Regions from separate parts of the Homo sapiens genome. Here region 1 is linked to region 2. A link is an interaction called in ENCODE POLR2A ChIA-PET data of the cell type or tissue named here. Cell type or tissue: OCI-LY7. All regions are shown on one strand. Each heading gives the region's core, and the rest is flanking DNA. Links, peaks and the distances in the headings are about the cores only.

Region 1 (9,862 bases), core at 4,233-6,732, 300 kb after region 2:
ATTATGAGATACCCATGCTGGCTGACATTATTATGGTAAACTGACATGAGAAGATGGGCCAGCTCCAGGTGGCTCTCTAACAGCAAATGCTTTCCGCTAGCTCTGCATCAAACAGCACCACTTTACCCTTTCTTTGGCATCCTTAATTTCTAGGGGAAGGGGAAGAATTCATTATCAGAGAAGACTCGATTAAAGAATGACATATAAAGTGTCAAACTTTACAAGGAAGACTGCATAACCAATGGCAACAATAAAATGCTGTGAGGCTGAGATTTTGGTTTTGGGCCCTAGGATTTAGGGCAGACATTGTTGGTCTAGTATCAGAAAATAAGTATCAATGAGAAAATGTTGGTATTTAGGGCATGCACTTTGAATCAACCTATTTGATTAAAGGGAAATACATGAAAAGAATAGAGGGTGGCAGGTCCAGTCAAAATAGGTAAAACCTTAATATGTCTTTTTCTATGCAAAGTAGCTTCAGTTTTTGCTACATTTATGGGAGAGAGAGTGGAGGGAGAAAAAGCAGGGGTGTCTGTGCACATGTACTTAACTAAAAAGATCATTTTACTAGTCAGCTCATCCTTGACACATCGCTTGAAACATGGAAGACCAGGCCCCCTTGAACCTGGTTTGGAAGGAAATGGTGAGACAGAAAGAGAAAACTAAATTGCCGTTTTTAAGAAACATGAGTTGGTAACAGAAACCAGAAGAATGAGAGGTGAGAAGATAGATAAAAGAGGGTAAGTCAGGCAATTTGGAGGTCATGATGTATAGAGAAAGCTCTTCAGAGACAACTATGTATGTGCAAACATACAAGGCTGGCGGGCGCGGTGGCTCACGCCTGTAATCCCAGCACTTTGGGAGGCTGAGGTGGGCGGATCACCTGAGGCAGGAGTCCCAGACCAGCCTGGCCAACGTGGTGTAACCCTGCCTCTACTAAAAATACAAAAAAATTAGCCAGGCATGGTGGTGTAAGCCTGTAGTCCCAGTTATGTGGGAGGCTGAGGCAGGAGAATCGCTTGAACCCCCAGAGGTGGAGGTTGCAGTGAGCTGAGATCGCCCGTTGCAATCTGGGCAACAGAGTGGGACTCCGTCTCAGCAAAACAAACAAACAAACAAACAAACAAACCAACAAACAAACAGGCTGTTAAACATCCTTCCAAATTTCTCTGATGCAAACTTCCTCCAACTCCCTAAACTTCCACGGTCTGTGTGAGCTGTGTGGAAGGAAATTGTGGAAAGAAGCTAATTTCTAACTCTGAGAGAAGAGAGAAAAGCAACGGAAACAAGGAATATCAAGAGTTCTCTAACAAAAATCCACCACGAAAACAAAGCCTCCAGAAATGCTCATTGGAATTCCCACAGGGTATAAGATAAAAGTTCAAGCCAATTTTATTAGAATCTCAAAAGTCAAAGTGACCTCAGCTGATAAATGACTTAAAGCATTATGACAAAGCTCTCAGTAATGTGGCCAATTGGAGACTCTCAGAAGAAATGTGAACGACATTCTGAGTTGACACTGGTATGAGGACCTGCAGCATCTTATCACATATATTTTCCTAAAACAATTGTCACCAACTGTAAAGGGTTCAGGTGAATTTCATATCACTGGCAGTCTGAGTGGTGGAGTGGGTGGCAATGAAAGCTTTTTAATTTTAAGGTGTTCCAAATAACTCTAACCATTTAGGAAATGGCCATGTAAGGAATTAAGAAGTAGAAGCTTAAGGCTACTAGCATGGGAAGGCAATTTTTGTCAGGGTGACACATTTTCTAGAACCCTGAAAGGAAATCACTTAGTGGTATCTTGAAAGAAAAAGAAACGGGCACTCTCTCAGCCCTTCAATCAACAACACAAAACAGACTTGAGCAATAATACAGCATTTCTTTGGCTACAGGAAAAACAAAAACAGAACACAACACAACATCAGTGACCCTGAAGTGTGTGCTGTTAACCTTCTTAGTAATTAAGAAGGGGCACGGGAAAAGGAAGTAAAAAAAAAAAAAAATCCTAACTGCAATCCTTCATTGGCAAAAGCAATGCTTCTCATATGCATTTCGGCAGATGAATGGATTTGCAAAGGAGAGACATACCAACCCAAATGAAAAGTTAACACATTTACTGACCACACTGTCAGCCCTTATTTCACAATAGAATGGTAATCTTGCTGAATTCTTTAAAACTGTATTATAAATCACCTAACATTTACTAGAGCATTTAAAGTTGCCAGGCTTCTGTGGAGGAATGCATTTTGAGGGGTATAAAATTCTGCGTGTTGGCCTGAACCACACGTACACAAAGTAAACCCCATTTTCCCTCTACTGCTCTCAAACTGCAGCAGCAGGGAGCAGAACCTGCCCCAATCAGCTGCTCTGGGGAGAGACTGACGCCTACCCCACTCTTCCTCTCCCCACTTGCTGAGGTGGGAAAGGCTCCCAAGAATACATATGTGAGCATAAGAGAACAGCGCATGCTCATGAATAAGATACATATACAAACACACACAGTAATACATATGAATGTATATAGGAATACATATATAAATATGTACATGAATATGTATACAAACATGAATATGTATAGGTATGTGTCTGAAGCATGGCCTACAAATCTGTCATCTCCAATGTGCAGAAAGATTTTTCTTTATCTCCTAAGACTGATTTATATCGTGGTCTCCTTCTCCAGCCACTTTCTTTTCCCCGCACCTCTCTAAATGTACCAGTCTCACTCTTTCTACTGGCTTCTGTGGCTTCAGATCCACATCTCCAGCCCTGACTATCTTCGTAACCTCTAGTTCAATGTGTATTTCATCACCTTCCAAAAGACTCTGCCTGAAATTAACGTCTGCACCTCAAGCCACATCCAAACCTCAGCTCATCCCTTCCCAGCCTGCCCTCTCTCCTCTTCCATTAGCAAGGGATAAGAATACCAACTCCATTCTCCCAATCATCTGTCTTTCACACCAAGTACCGCCCAAAACGTTAAGGATTTTGGGACCTCTCCATCACTGCCTTTCCAATCTCATCAAACACTCAACTGCAGACTGTAGTTGCCGCTCTTCAGAACATCACAATTTCCTCCTATCTGGGCTCCTCACTACATTGCTTTGAAATATGACAGATGAATTATCCCAGAGCACAGTTCTGACCAGAGACTCCTCTGCTCAAAAATCCCTGGTTGTGCCCACTGGCAATAGAGTCAGTCCTCAAAAGGCTGATTCTTAAGCCACAGAGTCTAATTTGAAATCTTGGCTCCATCTGACCATTGCGTGCCCAGGGTAAGATCACATGACTTTTCCAAGACTCAGTCTTCTCATCTCTGTTAACTACGCATAATAATAGAATCACGCCCTGTGCGGTGGCTCATGCCTGTAATCCCATTACTTTGGGAGGCCAAGGTGGGCAGATCACGACCTCAAAAGATCAAGACCATCCTGGCCATTATGGTGAAACCCCGTCTCTACTAAAAATACAAAAAAATTAGCTGGGCGTGGTAGCGCATGCCTGTAGTCCCAGCTACTCGGGAGGCTGAGGCAAGAGAATCACCTGAACCCGGGAGGCAGAGGTTACAGTGAGCCAAGATGGTGCCACTGCACTCTAGCCTGTTGACAAAGCAAGATTCCGTCTCAAAAAAAAAAAAAAAAAAAAGAATCACCTTCCTTGGAAGCTTATTACCAGTAAAATAATACAATGAATTGTCAACCACTAAGCTTGATGCCTTGCCCATAGCAAATGTTATCTGCCATTAGTATTTAATATTAATATTAATTAATGTTACTGAATTCTTTACTCCTTAACTCTGAATTTGAGGTTCTCCATCTTACATCAGCTACCTTTCCAACCTACTAATATTTTCTCTTTTCTCCTCTATGAGCTCTGTGTACCAACCAAAGGAATTGTTCATTGCTCTGAGCACCAAGATTTTTAGACTTTGTTGCTTATTCACCCAGCTGCCATGAGCCAGAAATCCCCTAACCCAAATATCTAATGTTTATATTTTCAGCAAGCTCTAGCTGAAATGCTTCATGACGGTAACAAAATATCTTATTTCTTTCGACACTTTATTCCTAAGGACAGAATTTGAATATGAACTTTTGCTTTTTCAAAGTTGCCTACATAAACATCAGAATAGGGCAGGAGGTACTGGAATCAAATGCTGGTCTCGTGCACACAATGGGGCATAGTGCATCTCTCAGAACACCAAAGTCTAAAACTGGGTTAATAACTTCATCACCTTGAAGTCTTCCACCATTAGTTAGTAAATATATCCCTTTTTCTTGATTAACTCAATATTGTATTGCTACAATTGGAATAATTAAGGATTTTATAGCTAAGACATCTAAAATTGTATTTCTTTCTCTTTCTCATTATAAGTAAGGATTTCAGATGTTTTAATGAGCCATCATAACAAGTTTTAGCATCAGTGAAACCACTTCACACCTGAATGACTTAATATTGTCTGTAATCTGTCTCTTTGAATTCACATTGGTTTTTTTCCATAAAAATGTATCAACTTCTTGCTGTGCGTATGAACGAATGCATAACAATTCTTAAAAGCGATATATGCATGTGTGATGATTACACATTATAAACTCAATAACCACACCCATGTGTCATCTTCAAATGGTATTTATTAAGGACCCATGTGTTCATGCGGCATGACACAAACAAAGTCGTTGTTCAATCCAGCTTCTATTTATTTCAACGTCTAATGCTCTTAAGAGAATGGGTGGTTCTCTGTTATTGAAAAAAAGTTTGTAACTGTCAAAACAAGAAACTGACTTGGTTATAGTCAGAGGCTTACGATGCCAATACCAAACCAATGCCAGAACATATAATAAAAAGAAAAGTTCTGTCAATTTTTCCCGAAAGTCTGTTTCTATGCATTACCCATATATCCAGCCAATTCAAAAGGGATGAAAAGTAAAAATTCTCTGCTGTAATATAGCCAATGCAGCCAGTGGATTTCCTTTTCTAACTTTATTTTTTTTAATGTCCTGTAGACTCATCGTAAATCATTTCCAATCTAATTCTCTGGCTTCCCAATTTTAACTGTCGGCCTTATTTAAAGAATGGCCTCTATATTTAACAGATTCCATATCCATTCTGAGAGCTAGTAAGCTAAAAAAGATGTTCTAAATGCATCATTCAACTGCGTGACTTTTTAAGCAGCTTAAATGTTAAACGGCCCAATTGTCTTACCTAGCAGTGATTTGAAAACTATATAGATGGCTTTCTACTAATGAAGAAAATTATAGTTTAGTGCACGTTCCGCAGCTCGCCCTTCTAGGTTTCAGGTGAAATGTTTTTATAGCCGTGTATTCTCTAAATCTACCCGAACATGCATTACTTCATCAACATCAGAAAACATAAGAATTCAAAATTAACGTTAAGTACAAATTTTCCTTTTATCTGAAGATACACATTGTAACACCGGTTATTATTTTTTTAACCTGTTGACTATTAGGGCTTTTATTAAAATGAAAAATTAAATGAAGTTTCCTAAAGCACAAGGTAACACTTAGTTGCTTTCAAGGGTGCTCAAGGGAGAAAAAGGGAAGAAGAAAAAAACATAGTGGCAGTTACAACAAATTAACAACATATAATAAAAATGCCATAAACATGCGGCATACATAATAAATCTAATCAAGTCTACAAGGCGGACAGATAAAAATGATTAACTGCCACTATCCTTGAAAAGAAAAGAAAAATTTTGTCCCTAGCTATTCATCACAGCTAATGTTCTGACCCTAAATCTAACGTGTAGAGCGAATGGTCTTTATAGTAACACACTGTACCAAGTAGAATGGCCTTTTCACTTCCTATTTTATTTTCTGAGAAATCGAGATAACAAAAATGTCAGAGCTACTTTTTAACTAAAGGTGTGGCTTTGGGAGGATGTTAATAAAGGTTCTCAGAATCTTTATCTCTATCATTAGAAATTTTTAAATAACCAAAAAAAATTTAGTATTTGTGTACTGATAGGACAAAAATATTACATATCTTGAGGCAACATTCCATCACTTTTTATTGGCTGACTGCATTCATTTCCTGATTCCGATATGGTGCAAATTCAGTGAGGCCTCCAATCAATTAGGACTCCATATGCTATATCTGTAAGCGGCGGGGGGGGGGGGGGCCGGGGGGGGCGGGTTATAAATTTCACCTAAAGGAAATGTAGGAAAACTGAGGCTTTCCTACAAGGGAGGGTCTGTGGCTCACAAAGGCCTGCATCACTTTCATGAGCGACACCTGCGTTCCTCTTGGCACAGGATCATCTCGATAGGTAGCAGGTTTATGACTGCTTTGCTTTTATAAGTGCTGTTGCAGTAAGGGTTACCTGAAGTGAGGATGAACACAACGACGTGTACAAAACAAATATAATAAAATAAATTAAATAAGGTGGAAAAAAACTGAAGTGGTTCAAATGAACAAACTCCTACTTGCTCCTCAAAGAAAACACGAAGAGCTTTCAGAAACATCTCCTCTGAGAGATGCAAGAGAATATGAGTAAATTACAACAATTAAAAACCATTAAAGATAGAATAATTGAGAATACCTGTTTAGGTAACAATGACTTTCTTGAATGCCTCATAACAGAGGTTCTATTTTTAATCACTTTTTTTGCAAAAACTTGCATAATTTAATAATAATTGTGGATTTTTAATTTTTATACATCCACAAGAACATAAAGTGAAAACCATAAATTATACTGACTCCAGCTGTTAAATGTTGGCATTCTGTCTTTAAAAAAAAAAAAAAAAGTTCAAAAATCTGTTTCCTCAAACCAAGGAAATGTGGGAAAAGGCCATCCTGCCAGTGGAAACCTTCAGCAGCAGAAAGCTCAGGCTGCGGTTTCTTGCCGAGGCAGCAAACTCCACTGAAAGAGAAGTCGCTGCCAACTCAAATACTATTTGCTTTCACACCCAAGAACAAACTGTGTGCATGGCGAAGGCATCGAAGGGCTCGGAGCAGCTGGAGAGGACTGCAGAAAGGTAACAGTAGTGTCAGAGCTACTGTAAACTGGTTCTCACTTTTCTATCAGCAAGTTAGCATCCAGGAAAACAACGCAATGCCTTCACCTTGCATCCCAGCAGCCCTAAGTCAGGACCTGCTGTAACTCAAAACCTCCTCTTTCTAAGTCAACAAGCCAAGGGACTTTTCAGAAAAAGAAAAAATCACCCAGACAAAAGAAACACATACTTCAGCAGTGGGATTCTAAGGGCCAAGAGGTTCAGGCTTGAAATGGAGTCATGAGGAATTTCCATATCTCAGTGCGACATGCAACCCACCTTCTCTGTAAGCAGGAAATGCAAAGGAAGTGTTCACTGCAACTTTGTAAACCAAAGGCAGAAAGCTCTGCCAAAGCAAATATCCTTACTGCAAGGCTTCTGCTTAAAAGGTCCTGCAAGTTACAGTTGTGCCTCATGGATGGGCGTCAGTAAGGATGTGTGTGTGTGTGGTGGGGAGGGGGGTTGGGGGGGGCAGTCAAGAATTCTATAGGAAGAGAAAAACAATCCAAGTCTCCAAAAAGCGAAAGGTTTATTCCATGATGACATTCTGTTCCAGTTTCAAGTAAACAAAGGCCAACTTCTTGCAGACATGGCAACTTCTTGCAGACGTGGCCCAAGTTAAAAACGGTTAAATAAGAAAGATTTTAAAAGTTCCTTTGTGCATGCTGCTTTGAAATAAACAGTTCAAATTCTTGTGCAGTGCCGTGTAGTCAGGAAGAGATGAGCCCCCCATCTGAGACAAGCCTCACGTTATCAAACTCTGCCCTCCCCAGGCCTGGCCTGTTGCAAATCCAGAATTAAACACTGTTAATTATTTGCAGGCAAAATCCTTTTCAAAGTAAAAAATCAAATTGTTTGTTCAAAAACTCCTGCTCCATCTAAGTTCCCCCTCCCGCTGAACATCATTACTTCAAAGAGCTCACAAAAATGTCATGGCCTCCAAACATGTATATGAAGGAAATGATGAATCTGTATGAATGGAAGATCTAAGTATTCTCCACTTGTAATAATAACACTCACCTAAAACAAAAATATCACATATTTCCAATTCTAGATTGGACTTTGTCAGGTTTCAATATTAAGAGTCAATTTTATTGACTTCCTCCAGTTTAAATTTAGAAATCTTTTTCTTACTGTCTTAACCACCCATGCCTACTTGCCCCCACTACAAAAAGTTTCATGGTTTAGACATAGGTTGAAAAATCTGCCTAACTAAATAAACAAAGACTGCCTTTCTTTCCAAATAAAAATGAGTTTAAGAATTTGCCTACTGTTCCCCCAAGACACAATCATATAGCAAATTCTCCCACCTCCAAAATGATTGATGTGATGTCTTTCCTTTCTTTCATCATTCCCTACCTTGTCTGGTCGCTGGTGAAAACCAGGAAGCCACAGACACACACTTCGGTCTTTCGCTTGTGCGGGCCTCAATTCTCCAATGCCAGGTTGCTGCCAATGTCCTTGCAGCCAATGGTAAACAGGCCACAAGGTTCAAGTTAACTGCGGAGCGTTACTACACTGAACATCTGGTCATGAATGAACGGATTGCCCACTAACTCTCAGCATTGGGCAGCTGATGAAAAATTCAACATTTTCCTTGTTGGCACAGTTGTTTTGGAGAATTCTCTAGAGCTTCCTGAATTATATTAAGAAAATTTCACTGCAGCAATCTATATCTGTGAGAACAGCTGGTGTTGAAAGGGATCTGCTGCTCTCTCTCTGTGCTGGGGGACCTCATGTTGGATCAGGACACTTTTACTACATTTGTCCTTGAAAACTTAGCCTTCGTTCAGGGGTACAGGGTAAAGCAGGAAAGACAGCTCACGGATGCTGGATTCCACACAGACGAACATCTTAATTCAGAGTGAAAAATCTATTACTCAGTGAAGAAGGCATTAAGATCAAAACAGTTCATTAGAAATAGACCTGTCTCTGAATTTTCTTTAGAAAACATATCTAATCAAAATTATCGTTGGGTTATGATATCAGATTGGTCCTATCAGCATGGCACATTTCCTAAAGATTTTCAGTAGAAAATAATAGTCCTTTATAAAACTCAACTAGATGCAATGTGTCCAAACATTACTTTTTCACCACATAACTGATTTTAAACTCAGCAAAGTGTTTTATTAAACCTAAGGGTGAAACAATTAGAGCAAATCTGATGTAATATGTTACATTATACTCAGCACTGGAAGAGGTCACAGTGACAGAGGTGTCTGAGGCTTAAGAAAAGAAATTCTCTAAAAATATAACAGTCGCGTTTAAAGAAATTAACTTGTTAATGGATATATGTGATATATTACTATTCTTTTTGTTTAAAAAAAAGGAAGTGGTAAACTTAAGTCAAGCTAAATTTAGGCTATTATCTATGCAGCATAAATTTCACTTCTGTGTATAAATGCTAACTTGCATATTTCTCCATGGTAACTAAACTATGATTAAAACAACAGTGAAACCAGCCTTTAAAGCCACCTGTTTAACTAGGAACAACCTAATTTACAAAAATACTTAAACTTTGGAAATTTCATGGGCATCTATATCGTGCTCTTCCCAGTAGAAAGCTCACTTTTCCATGAACATATAATTGCAATGCACTTGGCCTAGGTCGCAATCATTCTTTTTTTAACTAGTGTAATTTTTTTCATGTATTGTTCACGCTAACCTAAGTGGTATTTAAGATTGTAAAGAATAAGACTGTAATAACTCTTTCCAAGAAGAAAGTTATTTTACCGTTTGGAAGGGATTAATTTACCTAGAAAGTATCTTCACATTTTACAAAAAGAACAAATGAAAAAAGTGAGAAAATTCCAAACTGAAATGACTCTTTGAGATGGCAAGCCACATTCAAA
Region 2 (9,862 bases), core at 3,018-5,517:
GTCACGATTCAAACATGAATCCTTTGTTTCTAAAGCCTAAAGAGACTCAGGATGACATGGCTGAAAATTCTAGCATTGGAACTGCAAATATCGGATTGAAATCCATCACAACTGTATTCTTTGTAGCTGCAAACCTGAAACCAGTGTCTCATGTTGACAACTGGCCTTGCCCATGTTTTGTCCTTGGCCAAGGGGCAAAAAGAAAGCTCTGCCCTCTTTCAGACTGTGCCCATTACAGTTCTAGCTTACTTATCTAGGACTGCTAGTTAATTTCATATTAAGGAAATCTGTGAGCATCCCATGAAAGGGGATCTTCTCTCGTTCTTGCTTATGTGACAACAACATATACAAACATCATTATTATGCAATGTACCGGGGGGAAAGGGAGCACATTTGATAAATGTCATGATAATTTTATTCTTCGGGAATCTAAAATTGCTGTTGCCTTTTCTAATCTCCAGTGTCTCTAGCTGGTCCAGAGATAACGGCTCCCATCCCAGGCTAGAGACTCCATCTCTAATTTCCCCAAGTCTGTCAATGAGAGGCAGGGACTGAAATCCCAAGTTCTGTCTCACCGGATATTTTCCAGGAATGCCTCTCTTCCAAATCATCAGCGACATTTAACATGACCCTGAGCAGCAAACTTCTGCCCCAGAGGAAAGCAGAAAACCAATTTATGTAAAATTAAAAGCGATTTGCTTGATCCATCACTTGCTTCCACTCCCGTCCCACTTTCAACTGCAACACATTCAGCTGGAATTACAGGCTACCTCTTCGTCCTGCACTGGGGCATAGAATCTATCTATGCACAACCATGGAGAACAAACATTACAGAGAAAATAATGACTTTGGAAGCACCAGGCACCCTACCCAAACACAAGCTACATGTGTGTTCACAGATGGAAACTAACGGCTGTTTACCCTGAAGGCCCCATAAGAAAAATGCAGTCACCATAACAGTAAAATGCAACTTACTATTCAACATGAAACAAAGTGAGATAAAGAGAGGGCTAGGGACTGAATTCCAACAAAGAGCTCTTATAGTACCTTGGATTTCCTCGGGACAGTCCACACCATTCAAGAGCTGTGCAGGCCCTGAAGAGGTGAGCTGCACAACTGATGAGATCAAAAGACCAAGGCAGGAAAAGGGTTGCAGGTTAGCTCAGTTCTTTGTTGGGTGGGTCAGAGAACAGAACTCATGTGACATCATTTTGTGTCTTGCTCTGGAGGTGCACTTAGCAAAGCCAGAAATCCAATGTTAATTGATCAAACAACGACAACAAAATACCGGTTTTGTCTGGCAAAGGATTATGCAACATATTGATGTAAACGGCATCGAGCCGCATCAGAGGTACTCTGACCATTTCCTTGATGCAACAAATAAGGGCACGCATTCCTTGTCAGTGCATCACAAAATGACAACAAAAGTCATCCAAGGTTTCCTGTTGAGAGATGCCAGCTGGTATTGACAAAGGCTTAAGAGTGTCTTTCTCAGACCTCTGTGGTTTAGCACTTTGTCAAAACAGGATACTATTTAAATTAAAAATTTACTGATTCAAGTTCAGAAAAACCCTGCTTTGCTGTTTTTATAACCAAATTTGTGGGTGGGGAAACTTTGACCTTTATTTTTTCTTTTTTTATGACACCTTATATGGGTCTGAGAAGGTACTATATTTAGCAGGCTAGATTTGAGAACTAAGGTGTCTAAGCAAGATGACTATCACTTTCTATGAATTACTGTACATGTGAAATCATGGGCTTGTTATATTATGCAAAAGCGACTCATGTGAAACAAACAAAAATACCTGTTTGCATGTATAAGTTTTGTAAAATCTTTGTGGGGAGAGAAAGGGGAAATACACACTAGACTAGGCCACGGCATAATGTACCTCCCATGTGAATCTGGCTTAGTGTGCAAATGTATGTTTTCAGAGAAGGCTAAGCCAGGGCTGTAAGACTATGGTCAAAAAAGCAAAGCTGACGGTCAACCATAAGCAGTGCAGTGGTGAGAACCAAGATGCTGGGGAATAGATGGAGTCTCTGGAAATTGCGAAAGAGCAACCAAGCTTGTTTCTGATTGGGGGCTCTTAAACTTGCTCTTCCCCGAACCTGAAACTTTCTTCCCTAGATAGACGCAAGACTCAGTCCCTCACTCAGTCAAGGTCTCTACTCAAAGACCATTTCCTCAGAGTCCTTCCCTGGCCAGCCAGTCAAACATGGGACTGTCATCACCACGGTGTTTATCTTAATCTACTTTGTTTTCTTACAGATTTCATCGTCACACAACATGTGGTGATACATTGTTTTGTTTTTTGTTTTTTTTTTTTTGGCTTACCAGTTTAATGTCCCATAAGAATGTAATCTCCCGGCTGCTTTCTCTGCTGCTCACTCTAGGTGCCTCACTCTAGGTGTCTAGGTCAACACAACCACCCAATAATTTGTCAGATGTTTGTTGAACAGGGAATCTCATGAACAGTCTATTTGAGTTGCGTAAAGGATCTCATTATTTTTCTTGAACTTTCACCTGTCTAGCTAACTATTTATGGGAAAGGTACTAACAAAGTCATTCCAATGATGTCAAAGACTTCTGAGACACCAGAGATGCAGTTAGATATAAATATTAAACTACTTATTTTGCCTTAAAATCACTCTGAGATTATCTTTGAAGGTCTTACAGCTTTGAGAATATGCAACTTCCCATTGTTTAGGGGGAAACGCTGGAGGAAATTTGCATAATTTGAGAAAGAAATCGAACTCACCAAATACCTTAGTGCAGTTCATCTCTTTTGTCAATCTCTCTTTCTTATTAGTACAGGCAAATCTTTTAGTGAAGTGAATAATACTTTGGCCAATGACCTTACGCCAAGAGTACACCAGTGCTCAGGTCACATTTTGACCTTTCTTCCATCCAACATAGCTGAAGGATATGACACTTTATAAACAATTACACTGACTTGCTCTTACTCTGATTCTAAATAGGGCTAATGAGGAGGTTGGAATCAGTGGCACCCAACCTCCGAAACAAGCCCCAAAGATTCTCACCATTTGGTATTCATGCCTTGGATAGTACCTTCCAACACCATGTCAGGGCCGGTCTCTGTGACCAATAAATATGGCAGAAGTAATGGTATGTGATTTCCAAGGCTAGGTCACAACTTGGATCACTCTGGGAAAAGCCAGCTGCCACATCACAAGGGCACTGAAGTCACACTATGGAGAGGTCCACAGCCTGAGAACTTGAGGCCTCCTGCTGACAGCCATGTGAGCGAGCCATCTTGGAAGCGGCTCCCCTAGCCCCAATCATGCCCCAGCCTCACATTTTGACTGCAATCTCATGAGATGCTATGAGCCTGAACCACCCAGCTAAGCCACTCCCCTATCTCTGACTCACAGAAAGTGTGTAAAAGAATAAATGTTTAAACTGTAAGACACTAAGGTTTGGAGTAAATAACAGAGTTATCCAAATCTGATCATGAGGGCAGTTGCATGTCATCTGGCTTGCACACACTTTCTTCCTGCAGGAACACTCTTCCCTGCCCCATCCTTGCCACATGGGGATCACTACTACCCACAGTCCTAGTTAAGAAAGAGGAACTCTAATTTTCACAAGGCAGCCAGTTTAAAAAGACATCAGTCTATAATCAGGGTACAAAGATACAAAGAAATCAAGAATTCCAAAATGCCTGGGCTCTAGCTGGGCCACTATAGCGTGCTGTTGCCTTTGAGACTCTGAGGTGAATCTGTTCATGAAACCTTGAGCCACTTAGAAGAGGGATAGACAGCAGACAGGCAGGCTACTGAAATGAGTTGAAGTCCATGGCAAAGTGGGAATGGGCAGCATTTCTCTGCTCCAGATAACTGGTGCTATGTATATTGCTTGAACTTCTGATTTTTTTCTTTTTTAGGAGATGACAGAAAATGAGATTTTCATGGGAAATCTCCAGATTTTTTAAATCTTTGCAAAGAAAAAGAAAGCCTTCAAAAAGTTCGAACCAAAAAAAGGTTAAATGTTGTGTGCATAAACAAAACAGTATCTAGCCTGCGGGCCATCAGTTTGCAATCTCTAATGGGGAATCAATTCCTTACTTTCTTCAACCTTGCTCCCATCATAAAACAAATCTCTCGATTCCTATTTTCAAGAAATTTCATTTTCTAAGCTTCTTTCACATTTTTCTTGGATATTCCCATGTTTTTCAACTAAACAGTACCTCCCTGTTTGTAACAGAGTTGTCACGATGGCTGTTAGAAAACATTTGCCCCGTTTTTCATAAGTGCAGTATGTAATGTGATAATACAGAAGTGAAAGAACAAGTCTCCTGCAGGTGTGAGGAGAACCACCCTTGGGGGGAAAAAGTAACAGGGCAATGAAGAGTAACAAATTACTCAGTCCCCAGGAGAAGCAAGTCAACTCTAACTAGAAGGCTTGATGAAAAGATAATTTTATAATCCATGCTTCCCTTCCCAACACATCAAGACACAATAAAATGAGCATACTCCCTGATCTTCTTTGCATATATGTAACTATAATGTCAAATAAAAAATAACTGTGCAACTGCCTCCTTAAGAGTGCAGGGAAGAACTAGGAGGGGGTCAGAGTGGGGAAGCATGATCATTGCACTCTGTCTTTTCTTCTCAGCAGTTGCACTGCCATTACAGGAGAGCTAGGGTCCTGCACAGAAGACCTACAGAAGTGAACAATTCACTGTAGAATTTGCAACCCATCTGGCATATATCAAAGATTCAGAGACGATAACATAGGTATATGATAACATAGGTATGGCCATTCTAAATGCACTTCGCTCTGAAATGCATAGGGGGTTGACAACTGCCACTCTCTGCCCATCTACTACCATCAGAAAGCCTCAGTATTATATAAAATTCAATTTTTTGTGTGTCCAGACCACTGTAGGATCTCACAAGTAATAACCCAAACCAACATCATCATAATATAATGATCAGAACAACAGCTATAAGAAGGGCAGGTAACATTTTGAGCTACAGGTGCCAGATTCTGTGTGTGTGTGTGTGTGTGTGTGTGTGTGTGTGTATTCTTAAATTAATCCTCTGAATTAATCTGCTGGGTAGACATTTCTACTTTATAGAAGCTCAAAAGTGAGCTTTAGCCCAGGCACGGTGGCTCACGTCTGTAACCCCAGCACTTTGGGAGGCCAAGGTGGGTGGATCACCTGAGGTCAGGAGTTCGAGACCAGCCTGACCAACATGAAGAAACCCCGTCTCTACTAAAAATACAAATAAAATGAGCTGGGCATGGTGGCACATGCCAGTAATCCCAGCTACTTGGGAGGCTGAGGCAGAAGTGCTTGAACCCGGGAGGCGGAGGTTGTAGTGAGCCGAGATCGCACCACTGCATGCCAGCCTGGGTGACAGAGCAAGACTCCGTCTCAAAACAAAACAAAACAAAACAAAACAAAACAAACAAACAAAAAAAAAACTGAGCTTTACTTGGACAAGGTCCCAGAGATGGTAAATGATGGTTTTTAGAATTTGGGTCTATCTACTCCAAAGAGTTACCAAATTAAGCTTAATTGTCTCATCAATATCTCAAGCTCAAGATTAAGGGTAACCCCAAGCTTTTTCCTAACCAGTTAACATATTCAACCAATGAATGTAATGCTATGACATTATGAGTCTAAAATAAAATATAATTCTCAATTATAGAATTATTAATAAAACAAAGACCAATAAACTTCACAGCTGGGAGAGAGGTATGAGAAACACAACTGTAATCAACATTTGGAAATAAGAAACAAAGTTCAAGGATCTGGCTTTTACAAAAGCCAACAGGAAAATCACGATGTAGGCTGAGTGCCATGACTCACGCCTGTAATTCCAGCACTTTGGGAGGCCGAGGCAGGCAGATCACTTGAGGTCAGGAGTTTGAGACCAGCCTGGCCAACATGGTGAAACCCCGTCTCTACTAAAAATACAAAAATTAGCCGGGCATGGTGGCACACGCCTGTAGTCCCAGCTACTTGGGAGGCTGAGGCAGAAGAATCGCTTGAACCCAGGAGGTGGAGGTTGTAGTGAGCTGAGATCGCACCACTGCACTCCAGCCTGGGCGACAGAGTGAGAGACTCTGTCTCAGAAAAAAAACAAAAAACAAAAAAAAACAAAATTAGCTGGGCATGGTGGTGCACGCCTGTAATCCCAGCTACTCGGGAGGCTGAGGCAGGAGAATCGCTTGAACCTGGTGAGTTAGGGAGGAGGTTGCAGTGAGCAAGATGGCATCACTGCACTCCAGCCTGGGTGACAGAAGGAGGCTCCATCTCAAAAAAAGAAAAAAAAGAAAACCAGGATGTGCCAGTCTGTGTCTCTAAGAGGGAGGGCAAGTACAGAGACCCTTGTGGGACCCTAAAATCAGTATCAGCGGAAACTGAAGGTCACGTTCCTCCCCCTCAGATTGAGGACAGGAGGAGGCTGGTCTGTGGAACCGAAGCAAACCTTAGATGGAAGGAAACTTTCAGAGGAAATGATTTAAGCTTTTTTGGTAAGTAGGGTATTTTTCAAATTCTTTTAGAAGTTCTTATTTCCATCTTAAGCCTGCACAAATAAAAATAATTGTCAGTTTTCAAATGTGAGGGAGGGCGTTTGGCTTATTTTCCTTCAAACTTCCAGGTCTTGGGAGTTTTTCTTATTTTGAAGGAAAACTTGAGCTCCCACAGAGAAAATGGAGGCAGTAGATGTTCCCAGAGATGACTGGAGTATTGTCTTACACTGGTAGCAATACAGTAAAAGAAGGATATAGAGAGACACGTGACAAAGAGTTGCACAGATATACTTTAGAGATATATGAAGACACCACATTAAAAGAGATTAGTTCTTGATTTTTCATCAGGAAGACATATTTACCAAATGCTTTAAAAGGCAAAAAAGCTCAGGCGTGGTGGCTCACGCCTATAATCCCAGCCCTTTGGGAGGCCAAGGCAGGCAGATCACCTGAGGTCAGGAGTTTGAGACCAGCCTGGCCAACATGGTGAAACCCCGTCTCTACTAAAAATACAAAAATTAGCCGGGCATAGTGGCACACGCCTCAGCTACTTGGGAGGCTGAGGCAGAAGAATCGCTTGAACCTGGGAGGCAGAGGGTGCAGTGAGCCAAGATCGCACTAGTGCACTCAGCCTGGGCGACAAGAGCAAGACTCCATTTCAAAAAATAAAAATAAAAATGAAAAAAAAAAAAATTAAAAAAAGCAAAAGAACATTCTAGATAGCACTGTCCAATAGATCTTTTCACAATGATGGAAATGTTCTATATCTGCATTAATCAAAATAATAGCCACTGGCCACATATGGCTATTTAAATTTAAATTTATTTAATGTAAATACAATTTAAAAATCCAACTCTTTGACTGTACTAGCCACATTTCAAGTTCTGTTCCTGTGTGTGTTCCCAGTTTAGGAACAGAACTTGAAATGTGGCTAGTACAGATTACCTCTGTTAGTACATTTATTACATCATATTATAATTCTCTGTTCAGTTTCAACTGTGATATAAGGACTAAGAAATATGCAATTCTCTACTTCAGTACTAAGCAGGATCGGTACACTACAGGCACATAATAAATGTTAGAATGAGGATAAGTGAATAGATGGATGGATGAAAGAATCACTAAGCCTCTGGTCTGTTCTCACATTTACTTCCCAGAGGCCTTGCTCTCAGAATCGCTATGTCATTTACACCAAACTTTAAAACCAAATGAATCCTATGATTATAATAATATCAATAAAGATCAAAATGAGACTTAGATATTGTTGATGGTGATGGTAACGATAAAAATCAATAATCTTCTCATGAGAATGCTGTATTCTTGCCTCTCAGTAACATTGTTCTCTATCAGTTCCCAAACATTTTGGTAAGAAAGCTGTTTTCTTGTTTTTCATGTGTTTTTCCCTATAAATTCAGTAAGTTTCTAGATGCCCAAGCTCCTTCTCCCAAAGGTGTCCTAGAGACCAAACCTGAACTTTGAAGCCAGGGGCCAAAAACTTTCTCTATAAAAGGCCAGAGAATAAATATTTTAGGCACTGCAGGACGCACAGTCTCTGTCGCACCCACTCATCTCTGCTGAAAGCAGCCATAGACAGAAAAACAAGTTCACAATGGCTGTATTCCAATAAAGCTATAGTTGTGGACACTGAAATCTGAATTTCATATAATTCCCTTTTTTTTCTTTTCTTTTTTTTTTTTTTTTTTTGAGACAGAGTCTCGCTCTGTCGCCCAGGCTGGAGTGCAGTGGCGTGATCTCAGCTCACTGCAAGCTCCGCCTCCCAGGTTCACACCATTCTCCTGCCTCAGCCTCCCGAGTAGCTGGGACTACAGGCGCACGCCACCATGCCCGGCTAATATAATTTTCATGTTTCATGAAATATTATTCGTCTTTTGATCTTTCCCCAACCATTAAAAAATGTAACAATTTTCTTGGCTCCTCAGTACTATAGAAACAAGCTTCGGGGTTTGGCCCATGGGTTTACAACTGCCAACTTCCATTCTAAGGCCTGTTTCCTGATCATGTGCTTCCCACTAAAAGTTTCAGGTCACAGAGTCATAGAGATATCCTGAATCTAACAGAAACTAATTGCTTATTGTATACAACAGATATTCAATAGCTCTACAGTCCAGCAGTTCCAGAGGCCAACCAGGAGCCACACCAGGAAGTGTTGGTTTGGGGACGGGGAATGGTGGAGATGAGAGCTATCCTTTATTCACCCACCTACCCCTGGTGGCAGCTCCAGCTGTGGTCACCATCAGCTGAGCAGACAGATGAAGCCTCAGCTGGTCTCAAGATCCTTTTATAAACCAGTTTTGTCCAGACTTCTATTAGTCAAAATCCTGATCTACATAAGAGTTTCTGCAAGCCCATTAATTATGCCTTTGATCTGCAGTTACATTATCTTCAATTAAGCATTAATATATTGTGTGTGAACTGACACCGTGTCATGCAAAATGGTGAGGCCTCTGGAATACGTTTCCAAAGCCAGCCTTAGAAATAGAGCTGCGTAGGCAGCGAAATATTTATTTTCAAATTCATCTGTGTACATTTTCAAAATTACTGCTCTCTAAATTTTCTTTGAAATGTCTGACCTGCTGTTCATAAGTCAAAAAATATAATCTCTCTTTTGTAGGAATCCAATTGGTAAATTGTGTTAAAAAAAATATTAGACTGCCTACTGCCATTAGATGGTGGGTATCTGGGCCTCACACGGTTGGTCTTACCTTAAAGAAAAACTGCCTTAATTGCCATGTGGCCCTCATGGAACATGCTGTAGTAAGGTGATTTTGCCTTCATCAATTAATGGCCCCAAAATTCCAGAACAGTTGTAGAATGAAGAGGATTCTATTTGTTAAAAGCCAAATGATATGCTAATGTAAAACAGATAAAGAGGTAAGAGGCCCAGTTGGTCTTCCTAGTTCCACACTGGCAGTTTTTTCTTTCCATATTTTGCAGAATGAGCAAAGAAGGTATTTGTTTTTAAAATACTGGCAGAAGAAAGCTCCTAGATCAACACAGAGTCTACATTTTAAATAACATTTAGGCTGCTGAATGAGGTATGCCCTAAACTCCTAGAGACCAGGTGTGACACTGAGACATGGGCCAATTTCAACACTTACCTGAAAGGTATCCAAATCACTTTGGTCAGATATCAAGTTAGCGATCTGGTGAGACACAGTATTTCCCAATTTGGGCTGAGCTAGGAATATTGTAAAAATGGATGCATATTACAAAAAATGTGGCATAATCATTTCAAAGCAGAAGTGCATAAAATGTGTAGAGAAAAGGAGATGAACTGTACATTTTAAATCTCAAGGTAGACCTTCAATATACCAAATGGACCACCCATTTTTG

What was found. Peaks named below come from ENCODE experiments on the same cell type or tissue, not always from the same donor. Only the 100,000 strongest peaks of a DNase experiment are listed, where the experiment ranks them.
Region 1: POLR2A ChIA-PET joins it to region 2 with 8 read pairs; 3 of 35 experiments call an interaction of 5 or more read pairs at or near these places.

The regions. Positions count from the first base shown.
Region 1 is chr3:71,383,117-71,392,978 of GRCh38, forward strand. All of the region lies in intron 3 of FOXP1 (forkhead box P1), which reads right to left. Among named protein-coding and RNA genes, the nearest start is that of FOXP1-AS1, 98 kb to the left of the region's middle. RefSeq lists a silencer at 7,162-7,456 and an enhancer at 9,137-9,216. In OCI-LY7, for the core only: no CTCF peak of the experiment used is centred there; DNase peaks (open chromatin) are centred at 5,795 and 6,295; H3K4me3 peaks cover 1,661 bases; H3K27ac peaks cover 1,808 bases.
Region 2 is chr3:71,086,086-71,095,947 of GRCh38, forward strand. The region is part of intron 7 of FOXP1 (forkhead box P1); the gene reads right to left. LOC124906247 (a long non-coding RNA gene) reads left to right here. Exons shown (of 2, transcript XR_007095956.1): 2 at 1-2,630. Among named protein-coding and RNA genes, the nearest start is that of FOXP1-AS1, 200 kb to the right of the region's middle. RefSeq lists an enhancer at 1,759-1,858. In OCI-LY7, for the core only: no CTCF peak of the experiment used is centred there; DNase peaks (open chromatin) are centred at 4,326 and 4,636; H3K4me3 peaks cover 1,434 bases; H3K27ac peaks cover 1,795 bases.